Regions from separate parts of the Homo sapiens genome. Here regions 2 and 3 are each linked to region 1. Evidence: read pairs that join two places in POLR2A ChIA-PET (ENCODE). Cell type or tissue: MCF 10A. All regions are shown on one strand. Links, peaks and the distances in the headings refer to the core of each region. The heading gives the core; the rest is flanking DNA.

What was found. Peaks named below come from ENCODE experiments on the same cell type or tissue, not always from the same donor. Only the 100,000 strongest peaks of a DNase experiment are listed, where the experiment ranks them.
Region 2: POLR2A ChIA-PET joins it to region 1 with 14 read pairs; 5 of 35 experiments call an interaction of 5 or more read pairs at or near these places.
Region 3: POLR2A ChIA-PET joins it to region 1 with 32 read pairs; 3 of 35 experiments call an interaction of 5 or more read pairs at or near these places.

The regions. Positions count from the first base shown.
Region 1 is chr3:193,868,332-193,876,598 of GRCh38, forward strand. LOC105374286 (a long non-coding RNA gene) reads left to right here and starts at 6,452. Exons shown (of 5, transcript XR_001741076.2): 1 at 6,452-6,539. RefSeq lists an enhancer at 1,139-1,868 and a silencer at 1,309-1,603. In MCF 10A, for the core only: no CTCF peak of the experiment used is centred there; DNase peaks (open chromatin) are centred at 1,560, 2,460, 4,220, 6,390 and 1 weaker place.
Region 2 is chr3:193,779,030-193,785,421 of GRCh38, forward strand. No RefSeq gene overlaps it. Among named protein-coding and RNA genes, the nearest start is that of LINC02038, 62 kb to the right of the region's middle. RefSeq lists silencers at 1,879-1,938, 2,191-2,485. In MCF 10A, for the core only: a CTCF peak has its summit at 1,916 (motif pointing right); DNase peaks (open chromatin) are centred at 1,982, 2,322, 3,412 and 4,362.
Region 3 is chr3:194,087,266-194,093,657 of GRCh38, forward strand. LOC102724877 reads left to right here. Exons shown (of 6, transcript XR_002959666.2): 4 at 4,242-4,381. Among named protein-coding and RNA genes, the nearest start is that of LINC02028, 19 kb to the left of the region's middle. In MCF 10A, for the core only: no CTCF peak of the experiment used is centred there; DNase peaks (open chromatin) are centred at 2,406 and 4,086.

The DNA of each region.
Region 1 (8,267 bases), core at 1,543-6,542:
GTGTATATGCTCATCTCTAAAATAGGGGCAGACAGGCCTACTCAAATCCAGTGAGTCCAGCAATGGGGGGAATGCCTTGCAAATCCTAGAGAACTGCAAGGATGTGTGAGGATTCTTCTCCATGCCATCACATACTTCTCAGGGCCAGCCTGGTGACCTGGCCCAAGAGAAGCAGGTATAAGATCATTCCGGCCATGCATGTTTTCATTTCCATGAGATGAAGAACTGTGTGTCAGTTTTGACTCTTACATACTGATGCCAGATGCACTCTTGCGTGTGTGGATCTCTCCCCAGTCCAGGGCAGTAACCTCACAATGGTACCTACAGATGCACAGGAGTTGCCTAAACATTGCAAAAGGAAGGACAGAATTAGAGCAGTTAGTTTTCTTAGGCTTCCTGTAGAGCTTGTCTCAATACCCACCCAGAGGGCACTGGAGGGTGAAGAAATTTCCTTTCTCAAGCCCTTCATTCACTCACTCATTCCCTCTCAGCTTCAGCGCACTCCCTGGTGGAAACAAACAGGTAACGGGGTGGTAAGCCCTATGACAGACCTTTGCAAATGTCCTCAGAGGCGTGCAGAGGAGGAACACTTACGCCAGACTCCGGGGAGAAGCTGCCTGCGGGAGCTCTCACCTGAGGAGGACACAGGAAGGGTTTTCCTTGCAGCAGGAACAGCTTACGCAAAACCTGGATGTGAGCAAGAACATGATGTGCTCCCAGAAGAATAAACTGTTCAGAGCGGCTGGCGTGTAAAGGGTAAAGGCTGAGTGAGCAGAAATGCCACCAGAGCAGGGGGTGAGAGCCAGACCAGGGGCCCTTAGGAGCCAGGCCGAGGGTCCTCTCTGAAGGATGCCTGAAATGCCTCCGCTGCAGCTTGCTAGAGGCCTTCTAATTAACCTGCGAAGAACCGTCTGCAGGCCCCCAGTCCGGTGTTCACTCGTTCATTCATTCGCTCTTCACTGGGTGCCCTGGCACTCCAAGCCTCCAGCGCACACCCAGCCCTAACCTTGACCAGGGTGCTGAGCACGAGGAGCCCCACCCTGAGCCAGGCCTGGAGAGGCGCCTTTAAGCGCAGGTCCTGCGGCTGCTGACAGGTCATCAGAGCTGGGACCAAAGACCCGCCGGGAGGCTGGCAGCCTAGGTCGCTTCCCAAGCTCTCCGGGCCCTTCCCTTCGGCGGCTAATTTCCACTTTTCATAAGGATGTGTTCATTCAGGGGACTAGGAGCAGAGGCGCGCCCGATGGGGGACACGTGCCCCCTCGACGGCACGCGCTTTGATGCTCGCGGGGGCCAGAGGCGAGGCGGCCAGCATCTCGCGTTCCTGCGCCGGACGCTGTCTTTGGGAAGCTCCAGGCGTAGGTTCGCATTGCGTGCGGGAAGCCCCCTGCCCACATGAAAGGCTCGCTGTCGGGCTGTGGGTCCCGGCTCCCGCCCCCAGCCCTGCAGACACACTCCGCTCCCAGCGAGGAGCCCCGGAGCCGCACAAAGGAAATGGCAAGAGACTGAGTCACCACCATCCAGAGAGGCTCGCCCGCGGCCCGGGCCGCGGCCACAACAGGACCTTTGTGCTGCGCTCCAGGAAGACGAGGAGGGCCGGCTGGAGGGAGGCAGACAGTTCAGGGCGCTGAGTAATGCCGGGGTGAGGGGAGGAATCTCCCCCGGAAGAGAGACCGGCCCCTCGGCCCCCGCCACTCCTCAAAGCCACGGTGCAGCGCGGGGACTCGCAGGCTGCTTAGAGACGGCCTCCCTGCCTCCACCGTGTCGCAGCGCTGGCCCCCTGAGGGGTGCCTCCTCCTTTGCGGGCATCTGTTTCCTCTCCGTGGTGTGAGGGGCTGGAGGCCTGGGACGTGTCTGTTTCAACTCTTTTCCTGCCATAGTCCCTGACAGCATGCAGCAGGTGCTAAATGTTTGTGCATGGATGTTGGCGGGATGGATGGACAGATGGAAGGATTCATCCCACAAACGCTGCATGTGAAGAGCTGACCAGTGCTCTCGTTTCACAGATGGGGAAATGGAGGCCGAGACGTGGGAATGCTTTATGCCAGGTCCCGCATGAACAGTGGTAGATCTAGAACTCAGGTGCTACGCTGTCGGCCTGCTGTTGGTCTGCGGAGCTACTATATAGCTGTTGCGTGACTCAGGGAACACCTGGGGCGTGACTGACAGGTGGAGAAGGGTCAAGGTGGTTGGAGCCCAAGCGTGGATAAGACAGCCCCGGAGGGAGAGGCCAGCCTGGGACAGGGCTTACTGGAGAGTGAGGGAGAGAGGCCAGCGCAACAGCAGCCTGGGCCCCGGGCCTCAGGATGATGACAATCTCTTGGTCAAGATAGGTCATACAGATTACAGAAACTGGGAAAGAACCAGCATTTGTTGAGCACTGAGTGAGTGTATGCAAGGCACAGATATTTAATACTTTACCCAACCCTGAGGGAGGTGTTGTTCCAGATAGAGAAGGTGATTGGGAGACAGGTGCCTTCTGGAATAATCTGTTGCTGGCTCTGGCAGGGCCTTAGAGTGGTGGTAACTCTGTGGGGCCGCCTTGTGACAAACACGGGTTCTCAGCCTGCAGCCCAGAAACTCCCTGTTGTTGATGTACTCAGAGGACGTCAGCATCTCAGGGCTACTCAAGTCAACTCACACTCAGAAAGTCTGAGGTCAGCTACCGGGATACTGGGGTGAAGGATGATCTGTGCTCTTCCACATGTGAGAAGCTGAAGCCCATGAGCCAGCCAGGTTGCCTGGGGCCACGGCAGCAGAGCCAGAGCTTTAGAGCCGCACCTGGGAGCTCTGACCATCTGTGAACCTCACCGGCGGGAGTCAGGGGGACAGGCTGCCACACACTACACAGCTGAGCTCCTGAGGATGGGCACACCCAGGACAGTGTGCACAGACGGCCCCTCCTCTCCTAACGCCTATGCTGACCATAGTCACCATGCACCTTTGTTAGAACAATCTTTCAGCTCAAACCAAAGCAACACACTAGCTGTTCAGACAAGCCAATACAGCCACTCTCTGACACTACACCCAGGACGTTCTGATGAGAGGCAAATGGCTCAGAAGTCCTCAGCCTCCTCTTGACCAGAGCATGGTTTAGGGCAAATGCTGTCTATATGTGACAGGGACCATTCCCTACCTCTGGTGTTTTCTAATTCCTTAACAGAAGCTAATCTTAATTTTAAGAATGCCATCCCAGAAATCTTTAATAGATGAGCTATTAAATCTCATCTTTAACTTTGGAGAATTTAGAAAGATTCTGGGATGAAGTTTAATAGTTCATCTCAAAGGTCACATGGCTAAAAAGTGGTGGCCTAGGACTCCAGCCCATTACATCCCACTACGCCTCCCCTTAAGACTATTCACAACAGGCGGGGTGCAGTGGCTCACTCCTGTAATCCCAGCACTTTGGGAGGCCGAGGCGGGTGGATCACCTGAGGTCAGGAGTTTGAGACCAGCCTGGCCAACATGGTGAAACCCCATCTCTACTAAAAATACAAAATTAGCCGGGCGTGGTGTGCATGCCTGTAATCCTAGCTACTCGGGAGGCTGAGGCAGGAGAATCACTTGAACCCAGGAGGCGGAGGTTGCAGTGAGCCGAGATTGCGACATTGCACTCCAGCCTGGGCGACAAGAGTGAAACTCCACTCAAAAAAAAAAAAAAAGTATATATATATATACCAGTCACAACAACAGCAATGATAAAGGCTAATGATTGCTGAGGGTTTGCTATGTGCAAGCGCGTTTTTTCACGTAATCCTCACAGTAGCACCATGAGACTGTTCTCAGCCTCATTTTAAAGATGAGAGTTGAAGCACAGAGCGGTAAAGAAACTTGCCCAAGCTAAGGTCACACAGCTACGAAGTGCAAAGGCTGGATTTCAAACCAGTCTGTCTGCCTCTACCCAAGCTCTTAGCCACCCCACTCTACAGCAAAGCAAAGCAAGATGTCTGCAATAACTAACCCCCATAGCACCCTTGAGTCCTGCTGTCCTGGAGAAAAGCTATCTGCAGCTCTGAGTGGGAGAGTAGGGAGCCACCCCATCATGGGGTTACCAAAGTCCAGAGTCCTGCCCCTGGCATTGTCAGTTTAGAGATTAGGTTTCTATCAGCCTCCCAGAGAGGAACAGGTTCAGGCAGTCTGACTTATGGTGACTCAGCCCACAAGGGAATGCGCCAAACCCAGTGAATTGATTCACCTGTGAGATACACTGGCCAGAAAAAAGATTGTGGTTTAGCGCCCTGGCTTCAGGGTCAAACACAGCTGGGTTTGAAACTCCATCCACCACTTCCTAGCCCCATGACTTTACACATGTTACTCACTCTTTGGACATGAAACTCAATCTCAGTTTCAGCCTCTGGAAATGGGGAAAAATGCCAATCTTGTGCAGTGGCTGTGGCTTAAACCAGATGTGTGTAAAATAGTACAATAGGAGCTCAATAAATGTCAGTACTTAAAATTTTCATTATTTGTATTGTTCCAAAAACCAGGCTTATTGGGAGGCCTACATGGGCAGATCATGAGGTCAGGAGATCGAGACCATCCTGGCCAACATGGTGAAACCCCGTCTCTACTAAAAATACAAAAATTAGCTGGGCATGGTGGTGTACGCCTGTAGTCCCAGCTACGTGGGAGGCTAAGGCAGGAGAATTGCTTGAACCCAGGAGGCAGAGGTTACAGTGAGCCGAGATCACACCACTGTACTCTAGCTTGGGCAACAGAGCAAGACTCCATCTCAAAACAAACAAACAAAAAACAAGCTTGGCCACCTGATAAGATCCTCCCTGCACAGTGGGTAGGTCCCACCATAAACAAAACAAAACAAAACAAATTCCAGCTCAAAAGGCTGCTAAGAAAGCCCAGATTGGAGGAAGGGGACTTATCCCTCAGCTTCTGATAGCTGAGTGAGCTGTCCACCACCCTTCCCTCACCTCCAACCCCAGGGTATTCCTATTTGAACCTAGGGTGCTGTTTTGGACCAGGAACCCTGGCTTCTCCTGGACGGAGCTGCTCATAATAACAGTCTCCTTTACCAGTACCTCCTTCTCACTGGAAGTCCTGACCTGCCACCTCAGCTTTGCAGCGCCTGGTGGGTAAACTCTTGTCCCCTCTCCGTGGCTCTGGTCAAAGGTACCTTCATTTGTGAGGTCTTCTCAGAACCCTCAGGCACAGTTAAATTGATCACACACTGACCACATGGAGTACACTCCCAGCACTGAGACACGACAGTGAAAAACACAGAGGCGGTTCCTCTCTGTCTCGAGCCTGAAGCCTAGTGGGACAAGGAACAAGCAAAGAAAGAAACAAAATTTTTAGAGCTTCTGGTAATTGCAAAGAAGGAACTAGCCAGTGTGATGTGATAGAGAATAACTCTGGGGCAGGGCAGTGCAGTGGTCAGGCAAGGGGAGGTGGCATTTATTCTGAGACCTAAAGAGCAAGCAGCAGCCAGTCTTGCCCTAAGCTGGGAACACAGATTTCTGGAATAAGGAATAGCTTTTCCCTGCTGGGGAAAGAAAGAACTTGGCATGTTCCTCATGATCAGAAGACCAGGCCGGAGCAGAGGGAGTGGGCAGGATAGGGGAGGAAGAGGCATGGCAGTCAGAGGGAGGCACAGGCCTTGATCCTCTGTGAACCCAGCTGCTTGTGTGGTAGTGAGAATATGACTCGTTACCATTTACTGAACACCTACTATGTGCCAGGCACTTTCTATAAACTCTGTCATGTAATCCTCATTCTCCCAGCCACCCCTACCCATACACAGTGTCTCTCTTCATGCTCTTGTCTTGCCTATTGTCGCTCTCTGCAGGTTTGTTTCCCTGCCCACCCCACCCCATTAGACTGTAAGCTCCTCTGTAAGACATTCAGTCCCCCCGCATGTAGCACCAAAACACAGGGCTGTCATGCCTGCGGAGTTTTAGTCCTCACTTGGTCTTGAGCAATTACAATTTGGGGGATCAGTGACAGAAATTGATGCTTTCAGATAAAGTTCCTAGAAACATACTAGGCACCTGGATGTGATGGTTTAAGAAATAACTCAGTTGCACTGGTAGCACACTCAGAAGTATTATTTAGGCCAGCTCGTTCTTTGGAACTATGCACAGGGGCTAATCTCACCCCTTTGTGTGTTAGTGTCTACTGCAGGGGGTGACAGGCCCAAACTTGCCCCCAGATAGAAAGATGTGCTCTAGACAGGCCATAGGGACCATGCTGCAGGAAGCAGGAATGAGCCCATTCCATTCAATACACTGTCACTGGACACCTACTATGTGCGTGACTGTGTGGCAGATGTTCTACTGGACATAAAAACGAATTCAGTGTCCCATGCTCTTTAGTTGGAATATTGCAGGGTTGAGCAGGTGCAATGTTGTAATAGAGGTAGCAGGCCTGAGCGTGTGCAATGTTGTAATAGAGGTAGCAGGGCTGAGCGTGTGCAATGTTGTAATAGAGGTACAAGCAACACAGGGATAGGGAGAAGGTGATCCACATTGCAGGGGCCTAATTACAGGGGGCCCTGAATGCCAAGCCAAGACTTGGAAAATTAGAAGGTAAGTAATGGAAGAAGCGAGAATCACAAACGTGGCTTTCGTTTTTGTTTTTTTAAGTACTCTTTTCTTAAAGAAGGAAATTGTAAATGTTCTGTTTTGAAAGGACTATTCAGGGATAAAGTACAGAAAACAACTGACAAGGGGTTCAGAATAATAAGAAAGGAGCATGGCCAGGGGAAAGCATTTGGGGCCAGGAGTGGGAGACGATGTGGTGATAGGGGCTTGGGGTGGCTCACCCCATCTGTAGTGTGAACAAACCTGAGGCTAAGAAAGGGAGGGGTCACAGAAACCTACTGAGGTGCTGAGGTATAGGTGGGAGGCGGGGCAGGGCTGGGACTCTTACTGTGGACGTGTCAATCAAAGCTGACCAGCCCAAGACTCTAGAAGCCAGAAACAATGGAGCTACCACTATGAAAGGAAAAATACTAGCCTTAAGTTGGAATTGGGTTCCAGTCCAATTCCTTGCCATTGATTTACTATGTAACTTGGATCAAGTCACTTCACTCTGTGAACCTATTTCCTCCACTGAACAATGGTGATTGCAGCCTCCAGATCTCATGTTGTGATAGATAACAAAGGCATGTGAAGGCCCCTTTCATTGAATCTGAGAATCCGAGGCCTTTCTCCAGGTGTTCAGTTGGAATCAGTCTCTACTTCCTTCTCACATGTACCCATCCCTGTGTCCCTGCATGAGCTTAGGCAAAGGACAGGCTTTCAACTCCGTGATTCCTAAAAGTCCCCCTTGCTCTAAACTTGTAGGTTTCTATGACAAAGTTGGATTTTGTTGGATCAAGTTAACTCAGGTCTACAGAGCACCCAAATGAATCCGTTTCATAAGGAAAATCATAGATCTATAAATAATAGGGCAGTGTTGCATATTTACACATACCATATTGGGTCTGGGTAGATGGTGCAATCTATTTTGGTCCGATTTTCAAGTTACAATGTTACTTATTGCTTAATGGCAGACAGTAATGTAAAGGGAATTATGTTACTATAGCCATTAAAAGTGGGCTATTTATAGCTTCCCTTCTGCAGGTCTTCTCACCATTCTCAACTTGAAATTTCCTTCACTGAATTTATCACAGCCAACTGAGATGGTTTATTTTGAAAGTGGAACACAGAGAAAAGAGAGAGCACCACCCAGAAAAAGGGGCAGGATCAAAGAGGCCACCAGACAATTTTCCAGGCTTGTTTGAAAGCCAACAGCAGCCCCTTGAAGGAACTCTCGCCTCAGGATGACAAAATAAATAGTGACCTTGCATCAGGGCTCGCTGGGTTGGCCTGGCACTTTCTGTGCAGGGAACCTTGGTTTCCAAATGAGTGAACTATGTTTGCCTTCCACCGCAGGGACTGGAATGAGTTAGATTCAGAGGTTCTCCTGCTTTTTAAATCATCAAATCAGAGTTCAGGGATCTAAAATTGATACAAGATGATCTCAATGTCAAGGGTACAGTTAATTTTTACAACAAATGCTTCTACCTGGAGAATCTATAACATGCTTCTGTTGGACTGGAAGGCAATTTTAGAATAGAATGCCTAGGTTTATAAAGGTGCCTTAGTCCATTCAGGCTGCTTTAACAAAATACTACAAGCGAGGTGGCTTATGAACAACAGGAATTTATTTCTCACAGTGCTGGAGGCTGGGAAGTTCAAGATCAAGGAGCCAGCAAACTTGGTGTCTGGTGAGGACCCACTCTCTGGTACAGAGGTGGTACCTTCTAGCTG
Region 2 (6,392 bases), core at 1-5,000, 91 kb before region 1:
TGTGTTCTCTGAAGTACTCTTCTGGGTTAATTTGCCCTAAGGGAGGAGAGCAGAGATTGGAAAAGTCAAAATATTAGATTACGTGAATATCGCTTATAAATTACTTGGAAATTCAATTCTACCACTATCCCCTGAGAATGTCCTCATTGCTGGGAACTGTCCTCACTGCTGGATCTTTGGGAGGAAGGAGGGTGATGAAAGGAAAGAGGAAGATGCTGTAGACACTGCCGCTGCACTCCAGGGTCTCAGAATCTGAGTGGGGGAATAGTCAATGGGAAGAAGGAGCTGTAAAATAAGGCAGCCTAGAAGAATGTGAAAAGGTACAAGCCGAATACAACACCAGCAGACTCAACAGGGATTGTTTAGTTTGGAGGGAGGAGGTCCCTAAAGGCTTCCAGGAAAGGATGGCATTTGAGATAGGTCTTTGGGAAATGGGATCTCAACATTTAGAGACAGAGAAAGGAGCATTTGAGGTTGAGGGAGCTGTGAGTGACAGTATGGTCAATGCAGATGCAGAACGGCCTTGGGGGTGGAACTAGAAACAGGTAAGGGGCCAGTGTGGCCGGAACTCAGTGCACATAGGAAAATATGAAGAGAAGGTGTTGGAGGGATGTGGGGTCATGGTTTGAGGTGCTTGAAGAACCCATAAAAGTATCTGGACTTATCCTATATGAAAAAAGGAGGTGTTGCCTGCAGGATTTTGAGGTGAGCTGTGCTTTAGGAATTTTTTTTTTTTCACATTGGAGGGGAAAAGACTAGAGTCAGAAGCAGTCATTTTAGAGAGAAGAAATAATCGTGATGACAGGAAGATCCCAGGTCCCCTGCTTCCAGCTGGCGAGGAGAGAAACCAAGCTCTTTGGTTCTTCTTAGACTTTGTGGCTGCTCTTACAACTTGCTGAGAGAAACTTCTGAGCTGGTGTTTCAGCAGCTTTAGTTAGAAGCCAGGAAATGTAACTAGTGATGTTGGTGGCCCCTCTGCGATGGGTGGAAGGCTGGCGTCCTCCCCACTACCATGCAGGAGAAATTGTGCTCCCACGCTAACAGCTGGGACCCCAGTGTGGTCCTGAGTCGGCGACTGTAAAGCTACATTTTCCAACTAAGGGATGCCTCAGGAAATAATAAATCTCTCAGGATTTATGGGCCAGGAAATTCTTTCAGGAGAGAAAATAGAGAAGAGGTAAAGCAGAGATGGGGCAAGGCAGGAGAGCAGCTGCCCAGGACCCTCCTGGCACAAATATTGGGCTTGGTGAGTTGCGGAATTGCCCATCAGAACTCATGGCTGAGAAGGACTTGAAGGATAATCTAATAGGATCTCTTTTGCTTTCCCCTTCATTGAACTCATGCTTCCTTCTCTGCAAAGTAAGAAGGTTGAACTCAATGACCTCCAGGGTCTTTGCCTCCAGGTTATTTGATGCTTGTGGTGAAGCCAGTCTTCTCACTAAGGGCTCTGGTTATGCCACATGCCTCATTTTCCCCAGCTGAAAATGCAATCAACCGAGTCACCTATCACCCATGTTTGGGCTGAGGATTAACGATGGGAGGACATCTGGAGACTTCCCTCGGAGGGATACAGCTGGGTCTGATTACCTCTTATTTACTGTCTTTTTACTCTGGAGACGGCCCACATACTCACCCTAAGGAACAATGACAGAAGCATGCAGACCATCCCAACACACCCTCCAAAACACCCCCAGCCCAGCAGCCAGTCGCCATGCATAAAATGCATAAATCCACAAACGCAGACTCGGGCACACACATAGGCACACGCACACACGTCCTCTTTCTTCGCCTTTTCTGCCTGGTGTCTGTCAAACAGTGCATCCCCTTCATTCTCAGAGATCTGAGACCGGCCTTGTTCTGGAGTTGGTGAATTCCAGCACACCCCCTGCCTTCATTCCAAGCTGGAGCTCCGGGTGCCGTCAGCAGATGGCGCCCGGAGCTCTCAAACGACTGGGTGAATGCCTCGGGCCTGAACTTCTGGCCTCCCCACTCCCACCCTTGGAATGGGATAATTTGGGAGTCATCTGTGGGAGGGCTGCCAAGGCCTTAAATTTACTACTTGGAGCTGGGATAATTTTCCCCAGACGGGGCATGGAGGGGGAGAGAGGAGGAAGGAAGCGGGGTGGGGGCTGCAGACCTGGTCAGGGCCACGACAGCTCCAGCTCTGCCAGCCAAAGAAGGCCTCACTGAGAGGCCCCATCCAAAGGGGTGTCTGAAACAAGGGCAGGTCACACCCTGGAGGGGGAAATGCTTTCACTGCTATGAAAACCCAGGAGAACAGAAGGATTTACAGACAAAAAATAAAGCCAACAAGAGCTTCCAAATCATGTCTATCCCTCCCACTTCCAATCTCTGACTCATCTTCTAAGCCCAGTTTCAACCTCACCTACTGTGTGAAGCTGTCCCTGACCCACACACCTCCTGTCAGCATTAACCATTCATTTCCTTTTAACTTTTTATTCTGGAATTTTCCAAGCATATACAAAAATAGAGAATATGATATAACAAACTCTCTTATACCCACGCCCAGCTTTAATAATGACAATTATCAATGTTTTGCCAAATTGTTCATCTATTCTCCAACCTTTTTTCTGGAATGTTTTAAATCAAACCCCAGACATCATATCATCTCACCCCAAAACACTTAAGATGTTTTTCCCTAGCGTTACTTATTTATTTATTTATTTTGAGATAGAGTCTTGCTCTGCCGCCCAGGCTGGAGTACAGTGGTGTGAACTTGGCTCACAGCAACCTCCACCTCCCAGATTCAAGTGATTCTCCTGTCTCAGCCTCCTGAGTAGCTGGGATTACAGGCTCCCGCCACCCTGCCTAGTTAATTTTTGTATTTTTAGTAGAGACAGGGTTTCTCCATGTTTGCCAGGCTGGTCTCGAACTCCTGACCTCAGGTGATCCGCCTGCTTTGGACTTTCAAAGTGCTGGGATTACAGGCATGAGCCACCGGGCCTGGCTTTCCCTAGAGTATTTTAAAACAACCTAGACATCTGCATGCATCTCTGACTGAGAAGGACTGCTTTCCCTTTAACATAACCACTTGCCATTATTATATCTAACATTTACAATCATTCTTTATGGCACTTAGCTCCCTGTGGCATTTGTCATGGTTCGTTTGGTGTGAGAGTTACACCGAACATAAGTGTGTATCCCCTCTATTTGACTGTAGTTGCGTTTGGAGCATGGATCAGACCTCACTTATTCTGGAGTTCTCAAGGACTCCCAACAGCACCTGCTCAGAAGCCCTGGAAAGTCAGAGCACAATTAAGGACATTCGCTCTAAGAAGACACTCTCACGGTTATCGCTGGAACCCAGGGTCCCTCCAATTGGAAATGTGAAGTCAAAGGAGGAAATTGCTCTTAGGCTGAGTCACAAGACTCGTGTCCTTTTCTCCTGAGGTAGATAAGAGACACACACACAGGCAGATACACACCTCATGCCTCCAGGAGCCGCAGAGGCAGAGAATGCAAAAAATGTGGTGGTGCCAGCCGCAGCGAGGTCTGGAAATGCCTTCTTAATTGAGCCTTTCTGGGAGCTGCACAGGCTGGCTGGAGGAGGGACAGGAATGGAGAGGCGAGTGAGGTGGAAGGGGCCACGAAGGGCCATGTCTGAGATGGGGCCCAGGGGTCTTTGATCCTACTTCGTTTGTCATGAGTTTAGAGACCCAGAAAAAAGAGCCTTGAGTTTCTTCCAATAAAGCACTGTTACCTGAAAAATGCCCATCAGAACAGAATTGCTCCACCTTTGAATGGTTCTGTCTATAGGAAAGTCTTTTCTAATAGGAGCCCAAGTCTCTTTTCCTGCAGCTTTCACACACTGGGGCCACTCTGAACAAATTTAGTGGTTTGACAGGAATGATTAGGGGTGGGGATGGGACTCAGAAACCTCTGCAGGGTGCCTAGTAAGTGCTAGACATCTTGCATGCATTAAGTCGTAAACCAGAAAACTCCAGAGAGACCTTTGCTGTGGATATTACTGTCCCATGTTGCGGATGAGGAAAGGGGCTCTGGGAAGTCTGCAGGTTGCCCAGGACACAGGTCCACCCAGCTCTCATCTAGCCTGTCTTCTGGTTTCCCTTCAGATGGCTGGAAACACGGCTCCTGGCTCCTCGAGCCCTCTGGTCTCCCGGCTTCAGACCTCCCTTACAGCACATACTTTCCCAGCCCATCATGACCAGCTTCTGGGGTTCCCTCTGTTTGGTCTGCAACCCTCTTCAGTGAGATCCCAGACAGGGACATAAGCATTCTTGTTGCTTTGCTGGGAAAGCACGATATGCCAGCCAGCAACCGATGTACATCATCATTTGCTTGAAGAAATAACATGAGCTTGTGACTCCTGGCCACACTCTGGGTAGCAGGAGGAGCACAGTCTGAGGTCAAAGGATGTCACAACTCTCAGCCAGGCTGGCTGAGACAGGTTCTAAAACAACCCTTTCCAACCTACTGCTCTCCTACTCCCAGGACCTGGAGCCACTGACCCTGCCATGGAACAGGTTGCATGATGTTTTACATCAAATTGTATTGATTCTTTGGTGAATAGGTAATACGTTCTCATGGTTTAAAGTTTAAAATGGTACCAACGATATAAAGTAGAAATCCTCCCTCCTACTCCTTCCTCCCATCACCCATCTTCCACTTCTAGGAACAATGTTTCCAGCTTCTGGTGCATTCCTTCAGATGTAGTCATCATGGATACAATGCAAATAAGTAGGTATATGTGTATCCCTATTCCTTTTTCCTTTTTAAATACAAAATCAGTGTATTATACTGTTTACCACTGCCCTCACCTTTAAAAAGTTTTTTAGATTTTTTGTAGAGATTGGATCTTGAGATGTTGCCCAGGCTATCTTGAATTCCTGGCCTTAAGCGATCTTTCACCTCGGCTTCCCGAAGTGCTGGGATTATAGTTGTGAGCCACTTGAACTCCCTCCTTTTATTCACTTAGCACGTATACCTGCAAGTTTGTGACTTGAAGGGGTTTAAATTTACCCTCTTCTGCACCAGTGGTCCGAATGTGAACCCTACACTGTGAACCCAAGACAAAACACAATGCAGGCTGGGCATGGTGGCTCACACCTGTAATACCAGCACTTTGGGAGGCTGAGACACACAGAGAGCTTGAACCCGGGGGTTCAAGACAAGCCTGGGCAATACAGTGAGACCTTATCTCTACAAAGAAACAAAAAAACAAAAAAACAGACCTAGTACTGTGTGCTTGCAGTCCCAGCTACTCAGGAGATTGAGATGGGAGGACAACTTTGGCCCAGGAGGTAGAGGTTGCAGCAAGCTGTGATCACACCACTGCATTCCTGGACTGTAGAATGAGACTCTGTCAAAAAAAAAAAAAAAAAAAAGAGATGAACCTCTCATTTAATGCTTGTTAAACAGATAATCTCCACATAGATATAAAGAGATGACTGCAGATGCATTCTTTTTTGCATCTCCCATGTACATTTTCCAAGAGATTTTGCACTGCTCTTTGGGGGGTGTGACCCCTACTTTATAAGGACAGTAATCATCCAGGGACTGACATGATTTATCCAAACTAAGCTGCTGCCCTATTTGAGCTACTCTGATTTTGTGCTTTGGAGGCATTAGAGTTGAGCATCTGAGAACAGAGAGACTTGGCTGAGTTTTCTAAATAATAACTTCAATATACTCAGATGCGCTAGGAAGAAGTCACGCTGTCAATATGATACGGTCAAAGGACTCAGGTTTCTCCTTCCACCTTGAACTGAAGATGACACATGCACCAAATCATTTTTTTCTAAGCTTTCTTTTAGCTTCCATGGCTGCAAAGCAGTGATAATTCAACTTGCCATTAGGGTTTTAAGTACTCCCAGGTATTAAATACCTAGCATTAAACAGTACAAAAATATATTTTTAAAAATACCAACTAGGAAAGTGCTAAAATGACACTCTGTCTTTGCCTAAGTATACTATGAGAAATGGAAAAGCTGGCCTCTGGGGGGCCATCTGCTGAGCCCAGGAGTCTAGGAAGCTTCGATGATATATGTGCAATCACTGAATTATGCTGGAGAAAAGATCTAAAACAGACATGGTTTCAGAGCATTCATGATAAATGGTTCTTCACAAATTGAAGCTGATTATTTCTCTCCCTCACATTCCCAAAGAGGTGGTCTCTGCTTTTAAGCAGAGTTCATTCCTGGAAACTCCATCTTAAAGGGAAATCCTAGTCTGATTGTATAGTTAAGGGTCTCTCTCTTCAAACATGTTCAGTCTCATGAGAGAACTGAATGGATGAAAGTGACAGGAAGGAAGAATAGGCACATTTAGACCCCGTCAAACAAGCGTGGCAAAAACTGAAGCCTGCTTGAAATGATGCTCTGTAAAGAGAATGCAGTTTCGTATAACGAACA
Region 3 (6,392 bases), core at 1-5,000, 220 kb after region 1:
AGAAACACAGGGTTTATCTCTTGGAGCATTTTACACTAGGACTTAGGCTTATCCAGATGCTAAGAGACTCTGAATTTGGAAGAGAAAAAATACATTTTACCTCATATTTGGGAAGGCCTGCTTCCCAAAGGTCTGCCTCACTCTTGGGGAGGTCCTCTCTGATCTGCTCTGAGCATTAAAAGTAAATTTATGAAAGAATTCCTGGAGAAAAGCCAACTAGGGCGACTTGTTCTGAATCATTAAAGTTTCTGTCTTAAAAGATGATTTCCACAAAGGCCGACTCTATTCTCGTCTCTCAGGTTGGGAAGCTGATGAACTTGTAAGCAGTAAGGGCCCTCTGATGAGATGAACTTTGCTCCCATTGTTCCAAAGAAAGCGAACCTGTGCCCAGGAAGGCGATTGAGGATGGAGGGGCTGGTCCAGGCAGATGTAGCAAAAGGCAATTTTAAAGTTCTTAAGACAATGTGGGCATGCCCAAGATCACAGCCATGCACCCATGCATCCATTCAACAACTGAATGTTTGTGTTGGCCAGAGCCCTGTATTAAATGGCGATTCCCTTCAACCTCGAGAGGGCACGTAAGCCCACAAAGTCCTGGAAAGGAGATACGATGGGAAGCGCAGGAAATTCAGAGAGCCCACGGTGAGTGTGAGTGGACTGACCACGGTGGAGCCATGAAAGCATCTCAATACCAACCCCAGAGGCAAGGCCCAGTGCGTGGTGGTGAAGACAGGTGGTCCAGGACAGCCTGGATGCTCAGAGAACTTCCTGTGGGCCAAGCCCAAAATGGCACAGGCTGAGGCAGCACATCCTGCGTGTCCATCAGGAGAGCAGTTTCCAAGTGGAGCCATGGGGAAGGAGCCAACAGGAAAGGACCCTCTTCTCTGAGGAGCTAGGGACATGGGGAGAGCTCTCCACCTGAGCCTGGGCCAAGAGGAGGGAACGCCTGGCAGGACCCAGTGCCCAGAACAAAGGAGCTTGTGTCAGGGCCTCTGGGATAGGGACCAGGGGAGGCCAGCGGCGTGAGGCCCAGGTGAGACTTGCACTGCACAGTGATCATCTGGACATGCTCTCAAGCACCACAAAGAATTGTCGCCTGATTGCTGGAAAGCAGAGGGCCGGGCTGGGGCAGACCCGAAAGGGGAACCTTGAGAAAAGAAATGGAGGGAGGCAGGAAAACTTTCTTTGCAACAATGGTAGCAAAGTTCATCTCATCGGAAGGGCCTTGTTGCTTACAAGGTCATCAGCTTCCCAACCTAAGAGATGGGGATAGACCTGGCCTTTGTGGAAATCATCTCTTAAGACAGAATCATCAAAAATTCACTCTAGTTGGCCTTTCTCCAGGAATCCCCACACAAATTAACTTTATATGCTCAGAGCCAGTCAGAGAGGACCTCCCCAAGAGCGAGGCAGATGTTTGGGAAGTGAAACCAGAGACTTTGCCTTAAAGGGGACACATTCCCTCCTGCTCCCCACTAATCCTAGAGTCTGCAATAAGCTGTCTGAGATAAGAGGGGCGAAGAAACCAGCCAGAGAAGAGATGCAAAATTCCTTAAAGTTCTTGATCTGTAGTTCTTATCCCAAACGTGTGGCAAAAAAAGAAAGCTACCCACCACCTTTATGCCTTTCTCCCAGTAAAAGACTAATTTCAGCTGGGCAGGGTGGCTCAAGCCTGTAATCCCAGCACTTTGGGAAGCTGAGGTGGGCGGATTGCCTGAGGTCAGGAGATCGAAACCAGCCTGGCTAACATGGTGAAACCCCGTCTCTACTAAAAATACAAAAATTAGGGCATGGTGGCGCACACCTGCAGTCCCAGCTACTCAGGAGGCTGAGGCAGGAGAATCACTTCAACCTGGGAGGCGGAGGTTGCAGTGAGCCGAGATTGCGTCACTTCACTCCAGCCTGGGAGACAGAGTGAAACTCCGTCCCAAAATGAATAAATTAATTAATTAAAATAAAATAAGACTAATTTCAAAAATCCCTCTTAGGTACACAGCAGAGTATAGCATACAAAATGCATTTGGCCCTCTCACCCTGGGTTTCATTCTGCGATTTCCCTATAAGCATTTAGATTTCCTTCTGCATGACCCAAGCTAAGACTGGAAGGGAAGCTTGCCATCAGCTGACAGTGAGGAGTGGCAGGTAGACAGGCCTTAGGAGAAGGGGGAGGTCAGTGTCTTGGGACGTCCGGCCCCAATTCTGACCCCCAAAAGGAGAGCATCAAGGCCCAGAAGCATTCAAGCAGAGGTGAAAGCACACCCCACACCAGCAGCATCTGCCTCACTGCCACCCCCAACCCCAACTTAACCACCCGGTTCTGCTCGGGGCTGAACTGATTAGTCATTCATAATGCTTAAGTCATTAATTCAGGAAGGAAGCCACGCTAGCTGCCTCTTCTCACTGGGAGTTTGCTGCCGTTGCAAAACAGATGAGTAATCAGACATTCCGGGAGCCCTCGTTAAGCCCATTGCCAAGAAAGGTGTCTTGCAGCTCATTTGCTGCGGGGGAAGCCACGCTACAGGCCCTGAGTCACGCTGGATCCAGGGGAGGGCAAGGCCAAACTTGCTGGAGTGCAACATTGCATCACCGAGATCTGCGACGGAGAGGCTTACCCAGCCACCGAGCTCCACTGACCTCACCCACAGCCCCAGCTGGGGCTGACCCTCTGTGGGCTGCTCCGCTGCTTCTGGGGTTCGGGGAGGCTCAAGGGGTCAGAGACAGACATCCTGGGAGGGACACCCGGTACTAGATGGAGTCTTATGTCCCTATATGACAGGTGCTAAAACTGAGGCCCACAAAGGCAGTGACACTTGCCTAGAGTCAAACCTAATTCAAACAGATTTAGGATAGAATTTCATCTCAGTTTTTTTGTCCCCAGCAATTTTCACTGCACCAAATTACATCAATAGGTAATGCAGGTAATGTTAAAGGCTAGACTGTGAATGGCAACGTAGTAAAAACTACCCGACGTCCAGCAGCAGCAAGTACTTTAGAAAATTGTGGTCAAATAAAATGAAATGCTAACCATCCATCTAAAAAAGATTGTTACCACTTTACATTCTGATATGGAGCTGTCTCCAGGATACGCTTTTTATTGCTGTTGTTGTTGTTGTTTGTTTTCTTTCTTTTTTTTTTTTCTTTTGAGATGGAGTTTTGCTCTTGTCACCCAGGCTGGAGTGCAATGGCGTGATCTTGGCTCACTGCAACCTCCGCTTCCCGGGTTCAAGCTATTCTCTGCCTCAGCCTCCCGAGTAGCTGTGATTACAGGCGTGCTCCACCACGCCCAGCTAATTTTTGTATTTTTAGTAGAGATGGGGTTTCGCCATGTTGGCCAGGCTGGTCTCGAACTCCTGACCTCAGGTGATCCACCTGCCTCAGCCTCCCAAAATGCTCTTAAATGGTTTTTAAGAGCAAGAAAGCAACTTATGGAGACAGTACGTATGGTGCACTACTGTGTGAAGGAGGGACACACACACACTCCATAACACCTAGTGTTCCAAAGGAGTGCAAGGGCTGGCACTAGCCATGCGAGTTATTATCAGAGTGCATTTTCCAACCCGTGCCCTGAGTCGAGCTTCCATGAGTGCCTCTAACTTGTGGCCACTGAGCCTGGCCAGCCCCGTTTCCCTGTACCCCTCCTCCACCCCAGTGCATCTCCATGCCTGAGTGTCCAGGTGCTCAGGAACCTCTGCGCAGGCAAAGCTCTGGGAGAGGCCCCTTGGTACCCCCTACTCCCCCTTCCCCTAGTGTCAGACAATGGAGGCCCAGCTTCGAAGCTTGCCTGAGGTCACAAACGGACAGCCCCAGAAAGAAAATGCTTCATGCCTCCGTGTCTTAAAGCTTTCATTCTTTGTGAGTTGTCTGTTCACACATAAAGACCCCTGAGAGGAATCACACCTTGAGCTCAATCAGCCACCACCTCATTATTTACCCACCAGCCTCTCCTTGGGTATTAACTCACACCCAGGGAACAGCAAAGATCTCAGGAGAGGGCCTGATTGCTCACCCACCCTCCAGATGGCTTCAGGGCACAAACTGCTCCCCAGCTCCTACTCCAACCCCAGGGAGGAGGGGCCATCTGAGCTGTATCTGGTCGACCTGTGGTGAGAACAGAGCCTCTGGGTAGGACTGAGTCCTTCCACCATCCCATGAGTCACCTAGAAAAGTTGCTTCAGGAACTCCTAATATCATTTTTCACCTCCCAAGGAGTTCACATCTATGCACACGTTTCCATCTTACAGACCAGGAAACAGGCTCAGAGAGAAGAAGGGAATTATGTACCTCGGTTTAGAGCCAAAGTGTCCTGCCTGCATTCCAGCTGTTTCCATCCATGTCCATGTCAACTGGCATCTGGAACTACTCGTAGCAGCATCCACTCAATGTGAGTTGACTAAATGGAGGAAAATCTACTATGGTGCTTGGAAAAACTGGGACTCTCATGATTTAGGATATAAAGATTTGTCGTCTGTCTGAATGGAAGAAAGAACAGGGCAGTGCTGTGGGGACACTAGGACGTCCTAAGGAAACACACTCACTAATTTAGGGTAATCAATCAGGTAATACTATTTATGGGCTATTAATGATACATGAGGATCACACTCGGCCCAAGTTCTTTGCTTTGTTTCACTCTCTTGCTCTGACACCCTCTCCTAAGTTTCAAGGCTTTTCCCTCCCACCACCCCTCCCAGCCATATCACCACCACCATATTTTAATTCCCCATTTTTCTTTTTTTCTTTCTTTTTTTTTTTTTTTTTTTGAGACAGAGTCTTCCTCTGTCACCCAGGCTGGAGTGCAATGGCACGATCTTGGCTCACTGCAACCTCCGCCTCCTGGATTCAAGTGATTTTCCTGCCTCAGCCTCCTGAGTAGCAGGGATTACCGGCACGCACCACCATGCCTGGCTATTTTTTTTTTTCTGGTTTTTTTTTTTTTTTTTTTTTTTTTTTTGTAGAGGCAGGGTTTCATTCAGCATGTTGGCCAGGCTGGTCTTGAACGCCTGACCTCAGGTGATCTGCCCACCTCGGCCTCCCAAAGTGCTGGGATTACAGTCACTGTGCCAGGCCCTTATTCCCCATTTTTCTGTCCACCCTCCCTTTGTCACCATCGCAAACGTCTCCCAGGACGGACTGGGCTTGCCTTCATATTGACCACGCATGTTTATGCTGGGACACTCTTTCCTTTTTGAGGTTCTTCCCTCTTATTGATGTGCTTATTAATTAATCAGATGTTTACTGAACACCTGCATGCAAGACCCTTTCCTAGCGTCACTGCGTATGAATAATCATTGAAAATTACACAGAGTTTGGTATATGTCTCGTAAGAACTAAAGAGGAAAAGTTACTCTATAGAATCCTAAAATGAAATAACTTCTAAGCAACAAGATAGCAGTAAAAAGCTTGAGTTTTTATTAATGTATTATTATTATTTATTAATTATATTCCTCTGTCTGAAATCTTCCCTCAGTCACCAGGGTGGAATCGATAAATGGCAACATTTTCCTCTCTGATGTTTTTTAACTGCATTAAAAGGCATGGAGTTTTAATTTCACATGCATTTGTTTCTGGGTCTTGGGTCGTTTTTTTTTTTTTTCTTCTTCCTCAAAGCAGATAAATGAGGTTCCAAACTTCAGATAATAAGGCTTAACAGTGAGGCGCTTTTTAAAAAGTGAATCATTTCTCAGTTCTCCTTTGCTAACCTCTCTTGGTAACATTAATTATGAGTTTGTGCACTGTGCCCCAAGGCGAGCTCGGCTTTCCCAGGACAATTAAAGTTACTTAATTATTAAAAACTGTGTGTGCTGCTGCCCAGAGAGAAAGAGGCGGCCAGGCCTGGCTCCCGCAGCCCCTCACAGGAGTGACTGGACACTGTGGGAACCGGCCCCTTTCCCTCACCATTGTCATTCTTTCAGTATAATCTATGAAAATCCCCCCCACCGCCGCGGCCTCTCCCACCTCTGCATGAGTGATTTAGAGACTGCCCACCACTGAGTCCAGCCTGCCGGCTAGTCCTTGTCCTGGGGTGAAAGAGGGGCCCTTGAGCCTGGAGGCGGAGGGAGATGACCAGGCCTCTGCCTAGGGCTCTCGGGTGGAGCAAGGGCCTTGGAAAATGCTGAACCCCTGGGTTGCTGGGTTGCTGTTGGGCCCATCCTTCCTCAGGCTTTCTGCCCCATGGGAGCAGGACGGGCTGCACAGAAATGTCATAATGTACCCTTAAAGGGGGTGGGAGGGGAGGAGGGTTGATGTGGCCCTTCGAGTGGGCATTTCCAAGAGTGGATGCCAATCTGTAACAGCATTTTTTTCTGGGTGGTTCTTTGATCACAGGAGTGAAAAAACTATAGGTGGCCCTGGTTCTGCCATCCACACCCAAAGTGACCTTGGGCAAGTCATTCCTG